Linked DNA regions of Homo sapiens: all the other regions are linked to region 1. The links are chromatin loops, found by intact Hi-C in ENCODE. Cell type or tissue: endothelial cell of umbilical vein. All regions are shown on one strand. Region 1 overlaps SSH1 (slingshot protein phosphatase 1). Region 2 overlaps KCTD10 (potassium channel tetramerization domain containing 10). Region 3 overlaps CORO1C (coronin 1C). Region 4 overlaps SVOP (SV2 related protein). Region 5 overlaps CORO1C (coronin 1C).

The links. A loop is a pair of places that touch in the nucleus more often than their neighbours do. Peaks named below come from ENCODE experiments on the same cell type or tissue, not always from the same donor. Only the 100,000 strongest peaks of a DNase experiment are listed, where the experiment ranks them.
Region 2: a loop joins it to region 1, with 4 times the contacts of the local background. A loop is called at or near these places in 4 of 110 quality-filtered maps.
Region 3: a loop joins it to region 1, with 10 times the contacts of the local background. A loop is called at or near these places in 6 of 110 quality-filtered maps.
Region 4: a loop joins it to region 1, with 5 times the contacts of the local background. A loop is called at or near these places in 26 of 110 quality-filtered maps.
Region 5: it touches region 1 in a loop (2.2-fold over the local background); 7 of 110 quality-filtered maps call a loop at or near these places.

The regions. Positions count from the first base shown.
Region 1 is chr12:108,852,219-108,856,218 of GRCh38, forward strand. SSH1 (slingshot protein phosphatase 1) reads right to left here. Exons shown (of 15, transcript NM_018984.4): 2 at 420-460. Among named protein-coding and RNA genes, the nearest start is that of SSH1, 3.4 kb to the right of the region's middle. RefSeq lists an enhancer at 1,747-2,946. In endothelial cell of umbilical vein, a CTCF peak has its summit at 1,985 (motif pointing left); DNase peaks (open chromatin) are centred at 723 and 2,393; H3K4me3 peaks cover 1,119 bases; H3K27ac peaks cover 4,000 bases.
Region 2 is chr12:109,461,705-109,465,704 of GRCh38, forward strand. The region is part of intron 2 of KCTD10 (potassium channel tetramerization domain containing 10); the gene reads right to left. Among named protein-coding and RNA genes, the nearest start is that of KCTD10, 14 kb to the right of the region's middle. RefSeq lists enhancers at 1-47, 854-1,660. In endothelial cell of umbilical vein, no CTCF peak of the experiment used is centred here; DNase peaks (open chromatin) are centred at 797 and 1,567; H3K27ac peaks cover 2,757 bases.
Region 3 is chr12:108,687,857-108,691,856 of GRCh38, forward strand. The region is part of intron 2 of CORO1C (coronin 1C); the gene reads right to left. Among named protein-coding and RNA genes, the nearest start is that of CORO1C, 42 kb to the right of the region's middle. RefSeq lists enhancers at 3,547-3,826, 3,617-4,000, 3,777-4,000. In endothelial cell of umbilical vein, a CTCF peak has its summit at 2,242; DNase peaks (open chromatin) are centred at 1,655, 2,175 and 3,875; H3K27ac peaks cover 3,317 bases.
Region 4 is chr12:108,949,349-108,953,348 of GRCh38, forward strand. All of the region lies in intron 6 of SVOP (SV2 related protein), which reads right to left. Among named protein-coding and RNA genes, the nearest start is that of SVOP, 70 kb to the right of the region's middle. In endothelial cell of umbilical vein, a CTCF peak has its summit at 1,969 (motif pointing left); a DNase peak (open chromatin) is centred at 1,953.
Region 5 is chr12:108,641,937-108,645,936 of GRCh38, forward strand. It overlaps CORO1C (coronin 1C), which reads right to left. Exons shown (of 11, transcript NM_014325.4): 11 at 3,173-4,000. It overlaps LOC105369968 (a long non-coding RNA gene), which reads left to right. Exons shown (of 3, transcript XR_007063449.1): 3 at 1-4,000. Among named protein-coding and RNA genes, the nearest start is that of MIR4496, 8.1 kb to the left of the region's middle. In endothelial cell of umbilical vein, no CTCF peak of the experiment used is centred here; a DNase peak (open chromatin) is centred at 2,335; H3K27ac peaks cover 1,775 bases.

The DNA of each region.
Region 1 (4,000 bases):
ACTAAAAAATTGGCATATTCTTTTTTTTTTTTTTTTAAGACGGAGTTTTGCTCTGTCGCCAGGCTGGAGTGCAGTGGCGCAATCTTGGCTCACTCTGCCTCCCGGGTTCAAGCGATTCCCCCGCCTCAGCCCCCCAAGTAGCTGGGACTACAAGCACACACTACCACGCCCGGTTAATTTTTTCTGTTTTTTTAGTAGAGACAGGGTTTCACCATGTTGGCCAGGATGGTCTCGATCTCCTGACCTTGTGATCCACCCGCCTCAGCCTCCCAAAGTGCTGGAATTACAGGCGTGACCCACCGCACCCAGCCCAAAATTGGCATATTCTTTTTGAACGTTTTCCCTTTGGGAGAGGAACAAGAGCATTCCTTACCTGCTTGGGAGAAAGACTTAGGAACAAGAATTGAAAGTCTGCTTACCTGAGGTTTAATTTTCGATCTTCTTCGCTGCCAGCCTCCAACTACAGAGAAAGAAAGAGAATATCACACCACAGGCACCACTGTCAACACGCCTCGGGCGGCAGTCTCACATTTTCTACCCCGGTACTGGAAAAAGATAAAGATATCCAGGAAACCTAGCTACTTCTAAACAGCCGTGCCCTTTCCTCACCAATCCCGGTCTGTCCCTTGGAGTCATTTCCGTGGGGGAATTTTCAGGTTTCCAAATGTTGACCCACATTCCTGCCGCAGTCCAGGGGATGGAGTCCTGTTAGCTCAACATTTCCTATCTGGTGTTGTTACCCAGCACGGTCTTTTAGCCCTCAGCCCTCAACTTTCCGAGGTTGTTCTGGACCTTATCCTGTTTTTCTCTTTTAAGGGGAGGGGGTCATGTTTAAAGAGAATCCACTTCCTCCGCAGAGCCAGGCAATAACAGCTGAGTGATGAACACCATTTTCAAAAAACCAACCCAGGCAAGACTTGCACAGTGGAAGGTGGCCAGGAATCAGGCCGTCTGTTTGTGGGTCTTGAAAGCTCTTGATGGTTCTCGAAAAGACTTAAACATTTGATACGAAACATCCTAGGCTATCGGTTTATTTATATAAATGCAAGAAAGAGATATTTAATATTTTCTGAAATCTAAAAGGCCACGAGTTTGGGCTCCAGAAGTACCTATGACTTATTTTTATTTTTTTTCTTTCAGAGAGCAAACTGAAAATAAGAAGGAAACACATACACACCCCCCAAACAACTCCGCACCGCTGGGACTTGGCATGTTTTTTATGTTGCACAGAGGCGCCCATTGAATGGGAAAGAGAAACCTGGAAAGCTGTGATGGCTGGGAGAGATGCAGGGCTGATCGAGGACAGAAATGAGGCAGGAGCCAAGGGCGAAGGAAAAAGGGTCCAGAGATAATGTAGGGAGGGGCCTGGGCAGCAAGGGACACCCACCAGGAGGTGGCAACTTCAACCAAGAATGAGTACACCAGCCCGGCGCAGTGGCTCACACCTGGAATCCCAGCACTGCAGGAGGCCGAGGTGGGCGGATCACCTGAGGTCAGGAGTTCGAGACCAGCCTAGCCAACAAGGTGACACGCTGTCTCTACTAAAAATACAAAAATTAGCCAGGCACGGTGACATGTACCTGTAATCCCAGCTACCTGGGAGGCTGAGGCAGGAGAATCACTTGAACCCAGGAGGCGGAGGTTGCAGTGAGCCGAGATTGCACCACTGCACTCCAGCCTGGTGAAAGAGCAATACTTCGTTTCAAAAAAAAAAAAAAAGCGTACACCAGAGGGCCTGGGAGTCCCTACATCATATTAAGATGAAGTACATACAAGATTCTGCAGAGGCACCTACCCCACACTGAAGGAGAAGTGGAAAGAGCAGGGAAGGCTTCAATGACCACAAAACAAGTCACAAGAGCAACAAATTGACAAAGAGTATGTTGGGGTCTAACCCAGTGGTTCTCAATGCGGAGCAAGTTCTCTCAACAGGAGACATTGGAAGATGTCTGGAGGCATTTTTCTGGAGGTCACTACTGGCACCTAGTGGGTAGAGGACAGGATCCCACAACACACAGGATGGTCCCCCCACAAGAGAGAATGTTCTGGTCCCAAGTATCAACAGTGGGTTGAGAAACTCTGGTCCAATCCAAAAAAGTGCCTGGAGATCTGCCCATGAAAATTAGTCACTTTGAATGTTTCTCAGAAATAACAATGTTATGATCCATTCCTGAAAATTATTGATTTATCTATTCTTGTGCTCTGCCTGTTCACACAAAGGAACTGAGATAAGATTCACAGGAAAATGACATAAGTGACATAATCAAAGACTGGGAAAAAAAGAAAATTAAAAGAGAAAAGAGAGCCTTAGGACTGAGGGCTGTGATCCCCCGTTTCCCACGCCGGCAGCAGGCCTGGCTGTGTCAGGAAAGCACTGCCCTAAGTGTCTGACTCATTATGAAGTTGCAATTTGAAGAGTGATGACGTGACTTGGGGGTACGGACTTCACAATCATTTAACTCTCGGTCACTCTCTGAGGTTCTCAGATGAAAGGCCATCTCAGGTCAGTTATTCCAGGGAAACTACATCTGCCAAGGAACACATGAAAGAGGTAATTCAGTCCTTTTAGATGAGCCAGGGCCCACACACAGGAAGCAACTCAAGCGAGGGCGGACCAGGGCAGAACCGGCCTGGCCTAGGTCTCCTGACCCCATACACACTTGCTGTCTCCATCCCACCTTGCTTCTCACCTCAACACATCTGAACGAGGGCCTTGCCTTCGGGAAACATCCCAGCGCATTCAAAGCCAAGCAATGAATGCTGCAGCTTTGCTATGATCAAATAAAAGCTGCCTGAGTTTTACTTTATGTTTATCAGGGTCATTGGCACTTGGTAAAAATAATGCTTTATATAATAATTGAAAATGTATCTAGTAGACACAACACAAATGTCCAACAAAATGTGGTACATCCATACAATGGAGTATTATACAGCCATGAAAAGGAATGAAGTACTGCCACATGCTACAATATGCATGAACTTTGAAAACGTGATGCTGAGTCAAAGAAGCCAGACACAAAAGGCCACACAGGGTGTGATTCCATTTATATAAAATGTCCAGAATAAGCAAATCCATAGATACAGAAAGTAGATTAGTGGTTGCCTAAGGTTAGGGAGAATGGGGCAGGGGGAGGCTGCAGGTGAGGGCTAACGGGTACAGGGTTCCTATTTTGGGGAGGATGAAAATGTTCTGGAATTAGATGGTGGTGGTTGCACAATCTCATGTATATACTAAAAACCACTGAATTGTACACTTTAAAATGGCAAATTTATGGTATGTAACTAAAAAATAATAAGACCTTAAAATGCGTAAGACAAGAACAGATTAGGTTGCAAGTAACTCTAGGAACATGGGGTTTTGAATCAGAAATCTGGGCTGACAGGTTCAGCCTGAAGCCAACCTCTCCCCTTACCTCACATAAACTTTTGTGATGAGAACCTGAGATTAAGTGCATAAATTGCCAGACAGCAGTGACCGGAACAGAAAACAGCCCCTCCTCGCTGTGGGAAGGAAAGGCGCTCCTGCAACCTAACTTCTCAGTAGCAGGCTATTGATCGCCAGTGTTCTTTTGCCTCTAATCAGCGTGTAGAGGGGGATTACTAGAACCTTCTGTGTATAGATAACTCATGAATGGCCTCTCCTCTCCAAGGAGGGGGCTGTGAAGGTTCAACTTCCCAGCCACTCTGAAAATGTCCCTGCCAATCCCAGCAAAACAAGGCTGAAGAACTACCCTACCAGGAGACAGGGCTGTCAAGCCAAATGCAAACATTATTCTCTTGTCTCTCTCAGACACACAAACCTCCCCCGTGTTATCAGTCAACTTCCCCCACTCCCTCCCACAAAGAAAGGGGCTGAAGAGCCCAGATGCTGGCTGCGGAACTTCCTGGGCCTGGGACCGCAGGGCCGCTCCTCCAGTCTTCTCTAAACACAGCTAAGGGTCTGCAGGCGGACACTCAGCCTTGTTATAGGTAAGAGTTTAGACCAGAGGCCTTGACGGGT
Region 2 (4,000 bases), 610 kb after region 1:
GCAGGAATGGAGCAAAGTCCAAGTATCTCCCAACAGCAAATGTGAAGCTCTAAAAAGAAGCCAGACAGATGAGAGGGTGAAGTCGAGGCCTTCTGACAAGCAGGGTGACCTCAGGCAAGGGGCGTCCCCACGGCTCCTGCCACGCATTACAGGTGGAAAATGCCAGTGCGCAGGGCCGTGAGAAGGCTTCAGTAGGAATCGGTCACTTTATGCTACCACCTTCCTCCCCACTTTGGGAGAAGGGCCAACATTTCCACTCCTAACAACGCTGTGCCCTGTTCCACTCCTAACAATGCTGTGCCCTGTTCCACGTCCTCCTCAGACTGGGCCCTACTGATCCTGGGCCTTGGATCAGTGGCAGAGGCCAGCAAAAGTTGAGAGCAGCAAACGCATCTTTTTCACAATCCAGAGTCTTAAGTCTGCCCGCTTTCCCCTACCCCTTACCTGGCAGGTCCAGTCCCTGCCAAGTGCCCTCTCATGGTTTTAGGGCATAGTTTGGTATTCTTTGCATGAATTGCCAGGAAAGTTTGATAACAGGGCCGTTTCCAGGTTCCCCTGATGAAACAGCTCAGCCTAAAGTTCCTGGGCCTTTTGTTAAAAGAACGGTCTCCACCCTCCAGCGGCTTCCACTTCCTACTTCCGCACTGTTCCAATTTCCTGAGTAGGTGGGAAGAATACCCCAAGTGGGGGGAAATGCAATACAAATGTATAGCCCTGAGTCAACTCCTGGTTTCAGGGAAGAAAGAGGCCTTCCCAGGCATGGTAAATCACATCACCCTGACAGTGACCTGCAAATGTGATCCCACCCCACTTCTTTCTACATCTGAGAAAACAAAATATGGAATTAATATCTTATGCAACCCAGATGCCTCCAGGGCCAGTAAGCACAATAAATGAGTGCAGCTGGGCGGGGCTGAGGCTGGGGCTGACAGGACAGCATCTGCCCTGCCCCCAAGAGAGGCAGGCTCTTCCCACTCCAGCCAAGAGTGGCCAGGCAGGAATGTGGGCCCAAGAGCTGTGAGCTCTGATGTTCCATGCAATGCCAGAAACCCAGATTTTTCTGTGAATTCCCTGATTTTTAAAGGACGGTAAACTAATTAAAACAAAACAAAACTGTCATCAACCCACCACAAGGCAAACAAAACACATCTGCAGTTGAACTGGGCCTGCAGGCTACCAGCTTGAGGCCTCTGTGCTACCCTACACCAAGTAATTTTTTCTCAGAAGGCTGACAAGGCAGGGAAAGACCGTATTATCTTTCTACCAGTTCTTTTTTGAGGGGAGCTCATTCCCTTGCATTTTCCACAAATAAAACAGAGGCTCAGAGAGGTGCAGTGCCATTCCCAAGCAGAGGCAGCAGGACTAGACCACAAAGAAAAAGTAAGGCACTCATAGGAAAACTCCTTTCACCAGAATTGAAAAGATAAATAGAATTCAACTCAGCTGCGCAGGGAAGGAACCTTCCACGTTCTGCCTTTGATGTCTGCAGAACTCAGCTGCTTGGGAAGACCCAGGGCCCTGAAATCAATTATCCAAATGACAGCCCAGAGTTCCCATAAATGAACAGGCAGACCGTGACACTGGGCTCCGGCTCAAGAATGCCGTCAGGAAATGCTTGTGGCGAAAGAATCATACTTTGGACAAATAAGGGCAAGGGAGCCAGGCACACTCTCCAGGAGGTTTCAATCAGCGTTTTGACTTTAAGATACTGTGGTTGCTTTCAAAGCAGGAAGTGATCCCTTTGAAAGTCAGCTCAAATGCCTAGCACGTAGAAAGACAAATGGAAGTCAAGCAGCTCCTCGCATGTGGGGGGTCTCTCTCCTGCTGCCACGGGGCACGAGAGCTATTTAGGAAGGCTGTCCAAAGTCAGGGCAGCCTGGGATCCCAGACCCATTAGGCAAGGCTGGAGAGCAGAACTGACCGGGACCACACTGGGCAGCACTGGACTTGGGCTCCAGGACGTCCTCAGCACAGCACAGCAGTTAAGTGTTGGAAACCCAGCTCTGATACCTTCTTGCTGGATGACATTGGTGCTTCAATTAACCTCTGTCTAGCAGTTTTCTCTTCTACAAACGATCTCACAGGGTTGACATAAAAATATGATGAAAGAACGTACAGAAGGCACACAGCACAATGCTGGGTCTACCAACAGCACTCAAAAGCAGCTATGGGTCTTTAACAATCTCATCTTTCATCATTATTGCTGGAAGCAGAGCAGCAGCGTCCAGAGGCAGCAAGTTCCAGCCCCCAGGATGGAGTTGGTGTTGCTTTCAGGGACCCAAGGGAGGAGAAGGCTGCTCTGGGGGTCAGGAGGATTGGGCCACTAGGCTCCCCTCCTCCCCGCCCCGTGAGCATACCATGTGCTTCCTCTCTCCCTGGATGTCTGACCTCTCCTTTCCCCTCTCCCACCACCTCCAGGGAACCTTCACTGACCTCTCTTTGCCATCCTAAGGTATTTATACTCTATATTTTTGTGGTTCCCAAACACCCCTGATCATAAATGCCACCCAAGGTACTTGTGAAAAATTCAGATTCTAGCAACCTGCCTCATTCCTGATCAGAATCCCTAGGGCAGGGTCTCCAACCTGAGCACTTTGACATTTTGGACCAGATAATTCTTAGTTGTAAGAGGCTGCCCCGCACATTGTAGGGTATTTAGTTGCATCCCTGGCCTCTACTCACTTGACGCCAGGAGCACCATCATCCCCAAGAAACAACAAAAATGTCTCTGGACATTGCTAAATATCCCAAAAAATCACCCATTGGTTTGGGCATCACTGAGGTAGATCAAGGATGTAAGTGTAAAAAAGCGATTTAAACTCTGAGGTTTCCAAAAGCCCCATTAAAAAAGCTCAGACAAGTCAGACTGGGAGAAGATATTTGCAGCACTGGACCCCAAAGAAACAGGATCCAGTATATGAACTTTTGCAAAGTAATAAGAAAAAGGCAAATGTGTAAGTAAGATGCAATCAAGCAGTTAAAAGATTAAACTCAAAAGAGCAATACACATAAAAACATGCTCAACGTACCAGACATTAGGAAATACTGAATAAAACAAGGTACCATATCATACTCACCAGATTTGCAATAATTAAAAGGTTGGACAGTGCCAAGGGTTGGCAAAAATCCAGACTTCTGCAGGGAGTAGAAGTTGCCATAACCACTCCAGAAGGGACTCCTGCAATATCTAAGGAAGTAGAAGATGCTGTCCCAATTCCCCTCCTGGGAATAAACTCTAGGGCTGAGCTCCCAACAGTGGGTAAGATCTTAAAGCCATAGCCCTTGAGATGGCTGGGTGGGATCTAGGGAGTCCAGAGCCCCCTCATTTGCCAAAGTGAAAATATGATTGTCTACGTGCCCCATGATGTGGCAAAGGCTGGGCAGCATCGCACAGAGAAACTCCCACGCACGGGGAAAGCGTTCAAGGATGTTCACATTCGTCACAGTGAACACCGCAAACCCTCTACATGATCATCAACAGAATATGGCTCCGGCAGCGGCTGTATGCTTCTAGAATGGACACTCTACCACCGGAAAATGTCTGAACGAGAGCTATTTAGTTGTGGATTGATCTCACAAGCATAATGCTACGTAAGCAAAAGCAAAACATACAAACTGTACAGCACCATTTACATCACGTTTAAAAACACACCAACAGCGCCTTGTTTAGGGACATGCACAGCTATAGTAAGAGTAATACCTGGAAAGATGGACACTTGTGGTTCTCAATGCTGGTTGCACACTAGAATCACCCAGAGAGCTCTTCAAAGTCCTACTGCCTGGGCCACACCCTGGCTGGGACCCAGGCACCAGTACTGACCTCCTCAGGTGACTCCCTCTGTAGCCAAGCTTGAGATCCACCTGGTGACCCCAAATGCTTACCTTTGGAAGGGAGAGGGACAAACAGAGAAGGCACAAAGGGGCCCCACAGGTACAGGTCATACTTTATGCCTGGGCTGAGCCTGGTGGCACAGGTGAGTTTGTTGTATTATTCACAATT
Region 3 (4,000 bases), 160 kb before region 1:
ACTTCCTATCAATCTTACTGGAAAATCACAACAGCTTCCACTTATTAACAATGTATCCCCTCTGACCCTTTTTTTTTTTTTGAGACGGAGTCTCACTCTGTCACCCAGGCTGGAGTGCAGTGGTGCAATCTCAGCTCACTGCATGCAACCTCCACCTCCCAGGTACAGGCGATTCTCCCGCCTCAGCCTCCTGAGTAGCTGGGATTACAGGCACACGCCACCACGTCCAGCTAATTTTTGTATTTTTTTTCACTATGTTGACCAGGCTGGTCTCAAACTCCTGACCTCAGGTGATCTGCCCACCTCAGCCTCCCAAAGTGCTGAGATTACAGGTGTGAGCCACCGTGCCCAGCCCAGTATATCTTATTTATCGATCTCACATCTCCTTCTAAAAAGGAATCCACATTTAAGAAGTAGACTCATCCTATATATTGAGGGCAGTACTGAGTACAATAAAAAAAACTGTTAATGTACACAAACATGTACAGAAAATTTCTGACAGACACGTCTCAATAAAGTTCTGTGCTGGGGTGTGTTTTTAAAGCAGCTAGTGGTGTATTACACATGTACCGCAGCCATGTTCACCTTCCCAAACTCTCGAAATTCAACATTGGGAATTTTGCTTCCAATATGTCCTACATATTACAAAAGATCATTCAGAATGACTGTTTCTTCATGTAAGAATGATTCCTCACATAATTATTTCTGACCCACATATTGGTTTGTGGTTGAAGACACTACCAATTGGTGTTAAAATGGATCAATCTAAGCTGGGCACGGTGGCTCACACCTGTAATCCCAGCACTTTGAGAGGCCGAGGCAGGTGGATCATCTGAGGTCAGGAGTTCAAGACCAGCCTGGCCAACACGGTGAAACTTCATCTCTACTAAAAATACAGGCCGGGCACGGTGGCTCACACTTGTAATCCCAGCACTTTGGGAAACCAAGGCAGGCAGATAGGTCAGGAGTTCGAGACCAGCCTGGCCAAAATGGTGAAATCTCGTCTCTACTAAAAATACAAAAATTAGCCCGTTGTGGTGGCACATGCCTGTAATCCCGGCTACTCGGGAGGGCTGAGGCAGGAGAATTGCTTGAGCCTGGGAGACGGAGGTTGCAGTGAGCTGAGAGCGTACCACTACACTCCAGCCTGGGCGACAGAATGAGACTCTGTCTCAGAAAAAAAAAAAAAAAAAATTAGCCGGGCATGGTGTTGGGCACCTGTAATCCCAGCTACTTGGGAGGCTGAGGTGGGAGAATCACTTGAACCCGGAAGGCGGAGGTTGCAGTGAGCTGAGATCGCACCACTGCACTCCAGCCTGGGCAACAGAGCGAGACTCCATCTCTGAAAAAACAAAAAAAGATGGATCAATCTGATAATCACTGGTTCCTGCAAGAAAGGAAATGTAACATTATGTTAAAGTCGCACAACGCTTTACCCAGCAGGCCTACTCTTTCTCATAACTAATGTATGTTTTCACAAAGTAATAAATTCCCATGGTGATAAAAAGTGACACATTCATTCGAGTGATAAGTCAAATCAAATATTCCCCTTTAAGAAGCTCAAGGTATCCCACACACAATTTCTTTCAAGTTTGCATTCTGGAGTGTATCATATAAACCCACACCTTCCTAGGGTGCTGGATTCAGACTGCTTTCTACACGGTTTCCCTTATCTAATCCAACTCAGGCAGCTGTCTCACTTCCAGTACTTTTCCATCTCCTGATCTGCAGTCCTCTATGCCTATTATCCAGACTGGTTACACCACCCGAAGATGTAAGGGCCTAAGAGCCCCCACCCCATCCTGGGGAAGGCAAACAAAGATACTTTACATGACCTGACTCAAAGAACAGTTAAAAGATTTCCACATTGTTCAAACCCCTACCTAATATTCATCTAAGTTTTCATTTTAGGAAAAAATGAGTATCAAAATCACTTTATGTGCCCAAATTTCAATCATAACTTATTTTTGGCTTTGGGTGATACATACTGAGAATTCTTCAACTCAGCAAGGAGAATGTTAAGTCACACATGTGCTCAGAAGTAGAGGAAAAGTTTTCAGCCCAAGCATAAGGGCTCCATTCACACTGTGCAGAGTTCAAAGGAGTCAAAAGCGTATCTATTGAAGTGGGTTTTCCATTTTTTTCAACTTCCTTTTTCTTATGACAGTATTATTTATGTGGATACATGTTTTGTTTGAATTTCTTAAGCCCCTGCTGCTCCACGGGGAGGAGCTAGAGTGATTGTGGTCATGGGACAAGGGGACAGCGGCATGGAAAACAGAGACTCAGCAGCAGACCAAAAAGACGGGTGCACACAATATATGACTTGTGCACAGGCTGGTCCCTGAGAGTGACAGCTCATGGCCCAGGAATAAAACATTCTGAGGAGGCTTTACTTTAAGGGAACCAGAAATACCATCCTTGAGGTAAAAGGAGGTGCTCTGGAATAAACCCTACAGATTGAGTTACCCTGTAAGGTAAGGTAAGCTAGAAACAAAAGCTGCTGGGGAGAGGGAGTATGGGCCTACAGAGACTTCACCTGCCTGTGAGTAAAAAACAGCAGTCTTTTTGGACAGAAGTGAAAATGCCAAGCAAATAATTTTTGCATCACAGATCCTCTCTAAAAACTGGGTTTAATACTGAATAGACCATATTTTAAAATCAATTAAGAACTTGAGGGAAGTTATTGTAAAACTACAAACATTTTATTATCAGAAAGCAAAAACACGGAAAAGTTAACATTTCCTTACTCAACCTTGCCCAAATATGCGATAGCAACCAGAGTAGCTGTATTTCCTAACTTCCTGACTTAAAGAATTTATAAAGTGAAAACCTAATGCTTTCTGCTCATTATTGCAGACAAGTAATTCCATATGATGCTTCTGGGCTGAGAACAAATAAAAACTTGGAACCCAAGATGAGGTAGAATCTAGTTAAAATAAAATTGAGCTAGAAAGCAAAAGCTGAAAAGCAGAAGAACTACAGATGTAAATGCAATATGGAAAATTAAAGCATTCAATATCAAATCAGAAAATAGAGAAACTGGTTGTCTAAGCCCTCGTAGTAAGCAAATGACATTGGAGATTGATCTACTGAAACCCTCTGTGAACGCTGAAGAGCTCCAGGGCTAACCCTTCCCATTGCAGCTCTGCATTGGTTTAATCCACAGGTCTCAGAATGAAAATCCACCCTCCTTGGATGGTGGAGATGATAAATAGAAAAATATTACAACTTTTTTTGGGGGGTGGGAGGGGCTAATGCCTTGGGCTCCATGGCTGAGTCAGTTCCACACAAGCAAGAGGACTGCAGTATAGACTCAATTCAGTCAGCCAGAAATGAAACCCAAGTCACCGTTCCTCCAAGAAAGCAGACATGTGTCCCATCACATGCCCTCTCAGCTCATTCTTCCCCAGACTCAACTCAGGTCCCACCCCTAATGGGCGAAGATATTCAACTTGGCAGGAGCAGATGATTTGCTACATGTGGTTATAAGGTGGCTTCTGGGCAAAACCGTGACTCCAGAAATGTGTTCATGACACCTTGAGTTTATTTCAGAGTAATGTGTGTTCAGATACCTTTCTTTACCGGAGATACAGCAGCTTTCCCAGACTGGGGTTACCATGTTTACACACTGAGGGCTTCTGCTGGCAGCAATTGTCAGCCTGCTTAGCACAGACTGGCACGCTCCACAAACCCAGTAAAGAGTTAAACGTTCTTTGCACTTGACTCAGTGGCTTCTCTTCACCACACACTCCCAGATCCCACCATTCTCTGAGCCACCCGTGCAGCCAATCAAAGCAAAGGAAGGAAATTATCCTGGCCGGCTGACAGCCACAGCGCTCTGATGGCCATATATGGTAAAAACCACTGTCAGAGCCCTGTCAGGCCTGCGGGCCGGCTGCTGTGGACATATCAGTGAACTGCAGCAGCAGGAGAAGCTGGCCAAGGAAACGCACAAAGGCTGCCTGCTCATCTCCAGGGGAGGGGGTGGGGTGGAAAC
Region 4 (4,000 bases), 97 kb after region 1:
CAACCTCTGCCTCCCAGGTTCAAGTGATTCTCCTGCCTCAGCCCAAGTAGCTGGGATTACAGGTGCATGCCACAATGCCCAGCTAATTTTTTTGTATTTTTAATAGAGATGGGGTTTCGCCATGTTGGCCAGGCTGGTCTCGAACTCCTGACCTCAAGTGATCCACCCACCTCAGCCTCCCAAAGTGCTGGGATTACAGGCATGAGCTACTGTGCCTGGCCTGCAATCTTTCAGCCTCTTTTCTATGAAAAAAATAAATACATAAATTTAACTAACATGCTATTTCTTTCTTTTTCCCTTCTCTTTCCTTCCCTCTCTCCTACCTTTTCCTCCCTCCCTTACTTCTTTCCTTCTTTTTTTTTTTCTTAACATACACAGCACACTGTCAGCGTTCCACCCAAACATCCCCATTCTTAGCATGTCCACGCATGCCAGTCCACCTTCTAACTGCCAGTACCTGTGACCCTTTCCAGAGAACTTTCTCTGGTCAGTAAAGCTTGGCTGGCCAGCCTTTGTGGCAGGCCAGAAGTGCCGAAGAATTTAAACTTCCCGGGAGTAGCCCTCACTGGACAGTTCCCTCATCCTTGAAGTGGGACCATTTGGAGGACCTGCGGCTGAGTCTCCCAGAGGAAACTTCTTGCTCTTAAATTTCTGTGTTAGGTTCCGCTTCAGTAAGACAATATGGAAATCTTTTCATGTTAATAGAGGTAGATCTACAGCTTTATTTATTTTTGAGACAGGGTTTTGTTCTGTCACCCAGGCTGGAGTGTAATGGTGCAATCATAGCTCACTGCAGCCTTGAGCTCCTGGGCTCAAAGATTCTCCTGCCTCAGGCTCCCAAGTAGCTGGGATGACAGGCATGCACCAACATGCCCAGCTAATTTTTCTTTTTCTTTCTTTTTTTTTTTTTTGTAGACATGGAGTCTCACTATTTTGTCCAGGCTGGTCTCACACTCCTGGGCTCAAGCAATCCTCCTGCATTTGCCTCCCAAAGTGCTGGAACTACAGGCATGAGCCACCATGCCTGGCCAAGAATTACTCTTTTTTTCTTTTGAGACAGCGTCTCATTCTGTCACCCAGGCTGGAGTGCAGTGGCACGATAATGGCTTACTGCAGCCTTGACCTCCTGGGGTAGATGATCCTCCCACCTCAGCGTCCTGAGTAGCTGGGACTACAGGTGTGCACCACCACACTTGGCTAATTTTTGTATTTTTTGTAGAGACAAGGTTTCACCATGTTGCCCAGGCTGGTCTTGAATGCCTGAGTCAAGCGATCCACCTGCTTCAGCTTCCTTCTGAAGTGCTGGGATTGCAGGCATGAGCCACCATGCCCAGCTGAGCATTATTCTTAGCAGCTGCATAGTCTTCCTCACCTCGGTAGTATCATCATTTATTTAACTGCCCCCTAATTATGAATGCTTAGGTTGTGTTCAATTTCTTGCTTTTGCCACCTGTGCCACAAGAAACATCTTTTCCTATAATTGTTGTGCCCCATATTTGGCCATTATTTACAGCAGTTCATTATGAAAGCAAGCTACTTGATCTTTATCCAAAGTATGGCAATTATTATAATCAGACTGAAAAATAAAAGAATGAGCAATGAAATTAGCAATGCCAAGAATCAGCTGATTCTGGCATAAATAAATTCCCACTGCAAATAATCACATTTACAGCACTGGGCAATTAGAGGCTTGCCATTTGGATCACGTGTTTGGAAAGCAAGAACCTGTGATCTCAGCCTGGCATTTTTGCCTGGTCTTTGGAGGAACGAGGACAGGCTTTGTGTATAAGCTCATTGTAGACACCAATTTGAAGATCATTCTGAGGCAGGTTTCAAGGTAGAACAGCTGGGCAGCTACCTGAGGTACTGTCTTTAAGAGCAGCTAAAACACAAGTAGGGCGTGGGTTACCTTACTCCAGGTTTCCCACCGCAGCCGCTTACATAAATGGTGTTTGGCTGCGGTGCATGGCGCCCTCTACTGGAGGTAAAAAACACATGGGCCCAGTGCCAACCTGTATTGATGTTTTCGTGGAGAGACACGGGGCAATAACAGGTGATTATCATTTGTTATTTGTTGGTGCTTATTTGCATTTCCTAAATTTGGTAAAACAAAAGTATATTGTCTCTAATGACAAAAATAAAATTGTATTTAATTCCCTTGCTTGAATTAAAGTCTATTCCTTCTTGATGTCCCTCCGTAGAGAGAAAGTGTAATTAATCTGGGATTCTACATGTGATTCCTCTTATCTGCCTTAAAGGGTCTAGAAAACTGTTAAGAACCACCAGCCTACACTCCAGAGTCATTCTCCAAGTCAGTACCAGAAACGCCGTGGATATAAATGATTTAACAGGACCTTCTGACTATATATGCCTGAAACCCCTTTGAAATTGTTGTTCAACATGGTAAGGGCTTTGGCACCAGACACACCTGGATTTGAACCCAGTTGCAACTGGTTTGCCAAAGTTGCTCCAATATTTTCCGTCCCGGTATCTATGCACCTTTGCAGTATGACTGCAGCACATCCCATCAAGAGTTCATTTTCCCCTCCTGGGGATCTGTGTGGCCTTGTGACTTGCTTTGACCACCAGAATGTAGCAGAAATGATGTTATGCTAGTTCCAAGTATAGGCCTCAAGAAGGTTTGTGGCTTCTTCTTGCTGCCTTTGACCCCTGTTCAGATGCCATGGGACCAGGTGCCTGGGTGCCCCATGATTCAGTGGACTGAAGACACATGAGCAAGTCCCATGGAGTCTAGAGGAGCCACCAAACTGCCTCACTGCAGAATCATGAGTTGAATTAATCATTGTTTTAAACCATGAATGCAAAGGTGGTTTGTTACAAAGTAGAAGCAAACCCTACATTCCACTTTTTTTTCTTTTCTCTTTTTTTTTTTTTTTTTTTTTTGAGTCAGAGTCTCACTCTGTTCCCCAGGCTGGAGTGTAGTGGTACGATCTTGGCTCACCGCAACCTCTAACCCCCAGGTTCAAGTGATTCTCCTGCCTCAGCCTCCCAAGTAGCTAGGATTACAGGTGTGCACCACCACGCCTGGCTAATTTTTATATTTTTTAGTAGAGATGGGGTTTTGCCATGTTGTACAGGCTGGTCTCAAACTCCTGGCCTCAAGTGATCCACCTGCCTCAGCCTCCCAAAGTGCTGGAATTACAGGCATAAGCAACTGTGCCCAGGCCCCCTACACTACACTTAATAACTATCTGGCCAGGCACGGTGGCTCACACCTGTAATCCCAACACTTTGGGAGGCCAAGATGGGAGGATCACTTGAGTTCAAGAACAGCCTGGGTAACACAGTGAGACCGCCCACCCTGTGCCCTGCAGCCCATCTCAACAAAAAATTTTAAAAATTAGCTGGGCGTGGTGGCACACATCTGTACTCCTAGCTACTCCAGAGGCTGTGGTGGGAGGATCCCTTGAGACTGGAAGTTTGAGGCTGCAGGGAGGTATGATCGTGTTGCTGTACTCCAGCCTTGGCAACAGAGCGAAATCCGGTTTCAAAAATAATAATAATAACTATCTGACCTCCAGCAAGTCCCTTGTGAGTTCTAAGCCTCAGTTTTCACATCTGTCATACGGGGATAAAACAGTTGTTCAATGGACCAAGTAAGTTAGTCTGAGCAGAACATTTAGCAAAGTGCCCAGCACTTGGTAAGCTCCATTATTATATCTACTTTGGGGAAAGAAAGAAAAGAATGAGGAAGGGAGGAGAGAAGGAGGGTTGTAGAAAAGCACAGATCAGCGTAGAGGAATGGGCTCCTTAATGATCTAATTGACTTTTTTTTTTTTTTTTCTTTTTTTTTTTTGAGACAGAGTTTCACTCTTGTTGGCCAGGCTGGAGTGCAATGGCATGAACTCGGCTCACTGCAACCTCCACCTCCTGGGTTCAAGCGATTCTCCTGCCTCAGCCTCCCAAGTAGCTGGGATTACAGGCATGTGCCACCACGCCCAACTAATTTTGTATTTATAGTAGAGGCAGGGTTTCTCCA
Region 5 (4,000 bases), 210 kb before region 1:
CAAAGCTTTCTCTGCCCCCACAACTGCCTGGGGGCCTTTGAGCCACTTCTCCCCAGTTCTGTTCCAAACCCACCAGGAAGTCCTTCCCCAAAAGTCCACTTACTCTTTGAGATCAGTGTGAGGAAGCTACTCTAAGAACAAAACTAAGCACCCGGTGGTGAGTGCCCAAGCTCAAGTGTGCAGATTTTTTCTGACAGCAGAATAGACCTGTCTACTTGCCTTCCAAGTTGAGTCCTGAAGTGGGTAACTTCCTCCTCTGACTTCTGCCCTCAGGCTCCCTGGGCAACGGCCCTGACGTTGCTTTCTAGCCCCTCACCATGAAGCCTGTCAGGGAGCCGCGTGCCTCACCCTCTATCTGCCCCTCACTAAACTCAGGATCCTAAAATCTGCCCTCTTACCCATTTTCGTTCACATGAATTAAACTCCAACTACAATGAATTTGAAGGATCCCATCTGCCTCTCTAAACTCACCCCCCTCCACATTTCAGCCAATCCAACCAACTCAGCAGTCACCTTATCCTCAAGGATCTTGGGATGCGCAGTAATTCCCATCTCCCACCCAGCCCTCCTGACACTCGCCACAGGGGAACTTTCAGCCGGCACACCACGGCCAGTGTCGCCTAGCGAACACACCCCCCCCCACCCCACACCCCAAAGTTCGAAGTTGAGAATAAGCCATTTGCTGGTGGACTCGGTTCCCACAGGAGGGATGAGGACAGCTGCCATCTGCACATCAGCTGCCTAGGACTTAACATTTCACACGTCACGTTTCAAATAGAGGCAGCAGCTGCAGCTGAGATGAAGCATATCAAAGTATACTTAGCCCTTACTATATTGGAAGAAAACGTATTTCCCAGTTCCGATGACCTTTGTTTTCTGCCATATTAAAGTCTTACGTAATTTAATTTTTATATAGCCAATCTGTCTTTTCCTTTGTGATGTATTCCATTGCTTTAGGGCTTACATTTTTTCTAGTCTGAAGTGTAGATTAAAAGGGACTTACTTTCTTCTAAATAGAAAAAGAAAAGGTTTTATTTTAACTGTGGACTCCATTAAGAATGTATATTGGTGTCCCTGCTGCCCCCACAGCTAACCAAATGTTGCTGCACCATTTCAAACATCTCCACTGATTTATGCTTATCTTAATAATTATTAACTTATCACTAATACATTAATTTTAATAATGCCTTTCTGGGAATAAATACATTTATAGGAAATTTCTAAATTCAGAAAAATAGGATTAAATAGAAATTACACACAACTTTACCTCCCTATAGCAATAACAACATTTCTGGTATTTATTCTACACATAAGTATACATTGTATATGCATATATCCTTTAAAAAGTTTGTCACAAGCCATCTGTTCGGGGTTGGTTTTACATATCTGTATTAGGAAACCTACACCTCTCACTAGAAGTTCTGGTCCTGAATGTTCTTATGAGGTCCAATGGACTTCACTTTCTTCCCCATTTTACTTCTGAATGGATTAGCCAACTAACATCATTTACTGCAGAGTGACTCCATGGGGTAGAGAGCTGATGAGAATTACTTTGTAAACACACTTTTTATGCTGACATCAGCAACACAGTTCACTGTAGGGCTCTTGGCATACACAGAAAAAAGTTGGTAGTGACATCCAGCACCCAGAAATAATATACTTTCATGTTTCAACCTAGGTAGGTATATATTTTAAACCCAAGTTGGAATTGACTTTATTTTACTATTTTTTTAATGTTTCCTATTCAATACTCTTTTTAAATGACTTTAAATAATGGAACAGAATTATAACATATGGATATGACAAGTAACTTACTGACCCCCTTCTGCAGAGTTGATTTTACTCTTCTAATTCCTGAATATACCTCCCACTAGTTCCCTGGGACAAAATTTCCAAAGGTGAGAATCTTGGGTCTTAAGAAAACCTTTAAGGCTTTTGATCCACTTGCCAGACTGCCCTCTGGAAAGGCTGTCCACCCCGCACATACCCGCTTTTCGCAGGAGAGGACTGCCACCCCTACATTCTTTGGCAAGGGACTTCTTTTTAACGAATAAAAGAGCACAAAGGGCACTGTCCGGCCTGGACATCAAGGGTTGCCCGTCTGAAGCAGGAAAGGCGTGCCCTTGACGGTGACTCATGTCCGTGACCCACTGCCAGCACTGGGATACTTAATGTGCCCGCAGAAAGAGAAGGGCCCACTTAGAGTTAACAGATTCTTAAGAGCCAACAAAGAGTTTTTCTGGGTGTAGAATACCAAGTACAGCAAGGGAAGTGACCTTGAAAAAAAAAATGGAAGTTCCCCCCAGACGAGGTCTGGCTGGCTGTCTGGGGCCAGCATGCTGACCTTCAGGTCTTCTGGCAAAGAATCAAGGTGGCCCGAGTGAGAAAACAAGTTAGTCATAAACAGACCACCACGCGTCTCCTGGCTGACTGCGGGCACCTCGGGTCTACAGAGAGCCCTGCCAACTTCTACTTCCTGCAGCCACGAGTGGACCAAGAACATGGCAGCCATTCTTCTCATAGACTAAAGCAACTTTAAGATAAGGCATTTGAGGAAGGGGAGCTTTATGCTGACCATTCATCATATTCAGAAAAAGCAAACAGTGGGAAATTCTTTGCTACAATCACTGAAATGTCACGAGACAATGTCATAGTGCGAAAGGGAAGCCCTGCAATTCAACTGACCCTGGAAGCCTGCTGGAATAAAAGTCACAGCTGAGCCAAGAGAATTTTGCTTCTATTGAAGAAAAAGTGCTTTCAAAGACTCTGTCAGAAAATCAACTCATAATAGTAACAGTAGCGGCCATGCAGCGAGGGTTGTTTGTGTGGCCACACAGGTATTCCTCTCATCTGAACTACATGGAATTATCATCCTCCTTTCAAGAAAAGGGACTCAGAAGGATTAGGAACCCCATCCCAGGACACACCGCTGGCAAAGGTCTGAGGCAGGATCCAAAGGCTCAGGTCTGCTGGAAGCCAAAACACAGTGCTTGACTGGCTTGGAGACCTCACTTGTACTTGAACTGAGCCACCCACACGCGCTTCCCCTGTACTTACCCCCGGAGAGGAGTATGGCACCGTGCTCGTCCACCAAAGTCAGAGAAGCTATGTCAGGCAGAGAGGTGGGGGCTGCCTCACAGACAGCCAAGGCGTGAAATAAACACAAACACCATTTTGTAATCAATGATTTTTATCTCTGAAAATGGAAGCAAGTGTTTTGACAGAACACTATGGCCACTCTATAAGAGCCGACCTAGGAGTAATTCACTGTCCTCTTCTGGGATGTCATGGCTTAAAAAAAAAAAAAAAAAAAGACAAAACAGGAAAATAATCCACAATGCTTTGGGCGCCTACTCTGAGCTTGGCTGGGCATCCATTCATTAAATAAGTCATAAGCTACAAACTAAGATCAGGGTAACTTTCCCTTGCCCTCCTGCTTCTCTTTGAACCACATGCCCTACGGTGTTTCACCACCATCAACAACTTTACTTCATTAATTCGATATCAGAACCTTAAAACACTACTGAATCTTAGACAAAAGGTCCTCAGCAGATTACATTGATAAAGAAACAAATACAGATTTGAATATAAGTCATTGCCATTATTGTTTTCTTTACATCTCATGATCCACTTCAATATTAAACACATACATACACACACACAAAACCACATCAAACATTCAGATGCCCTGAAATTGTGGAGACAGCACTCCCAGTATTGGCTGGATAAGAACATGGTCCTTTTTCTACACGGACATTACTCCAAGTTCGGCTGTCACCACACTCTGCCCTCACCCTGGCTCCCTGCATACAGACGTTTCCAGCCAGTCCCATGCCCACACCAGCACGAGCATGTGCAAGAATTCCCTTCGTGGTCCCAATGGCACTACACATTTCACGTTCAATCACAGACAGCCCTTCCAAAACAGAGGCTCCTTAAATCTTGTTTCCCAAGCATGCACTATAAGAAACTGGAAACGGGGCAAAGTTCCAGCTAACCG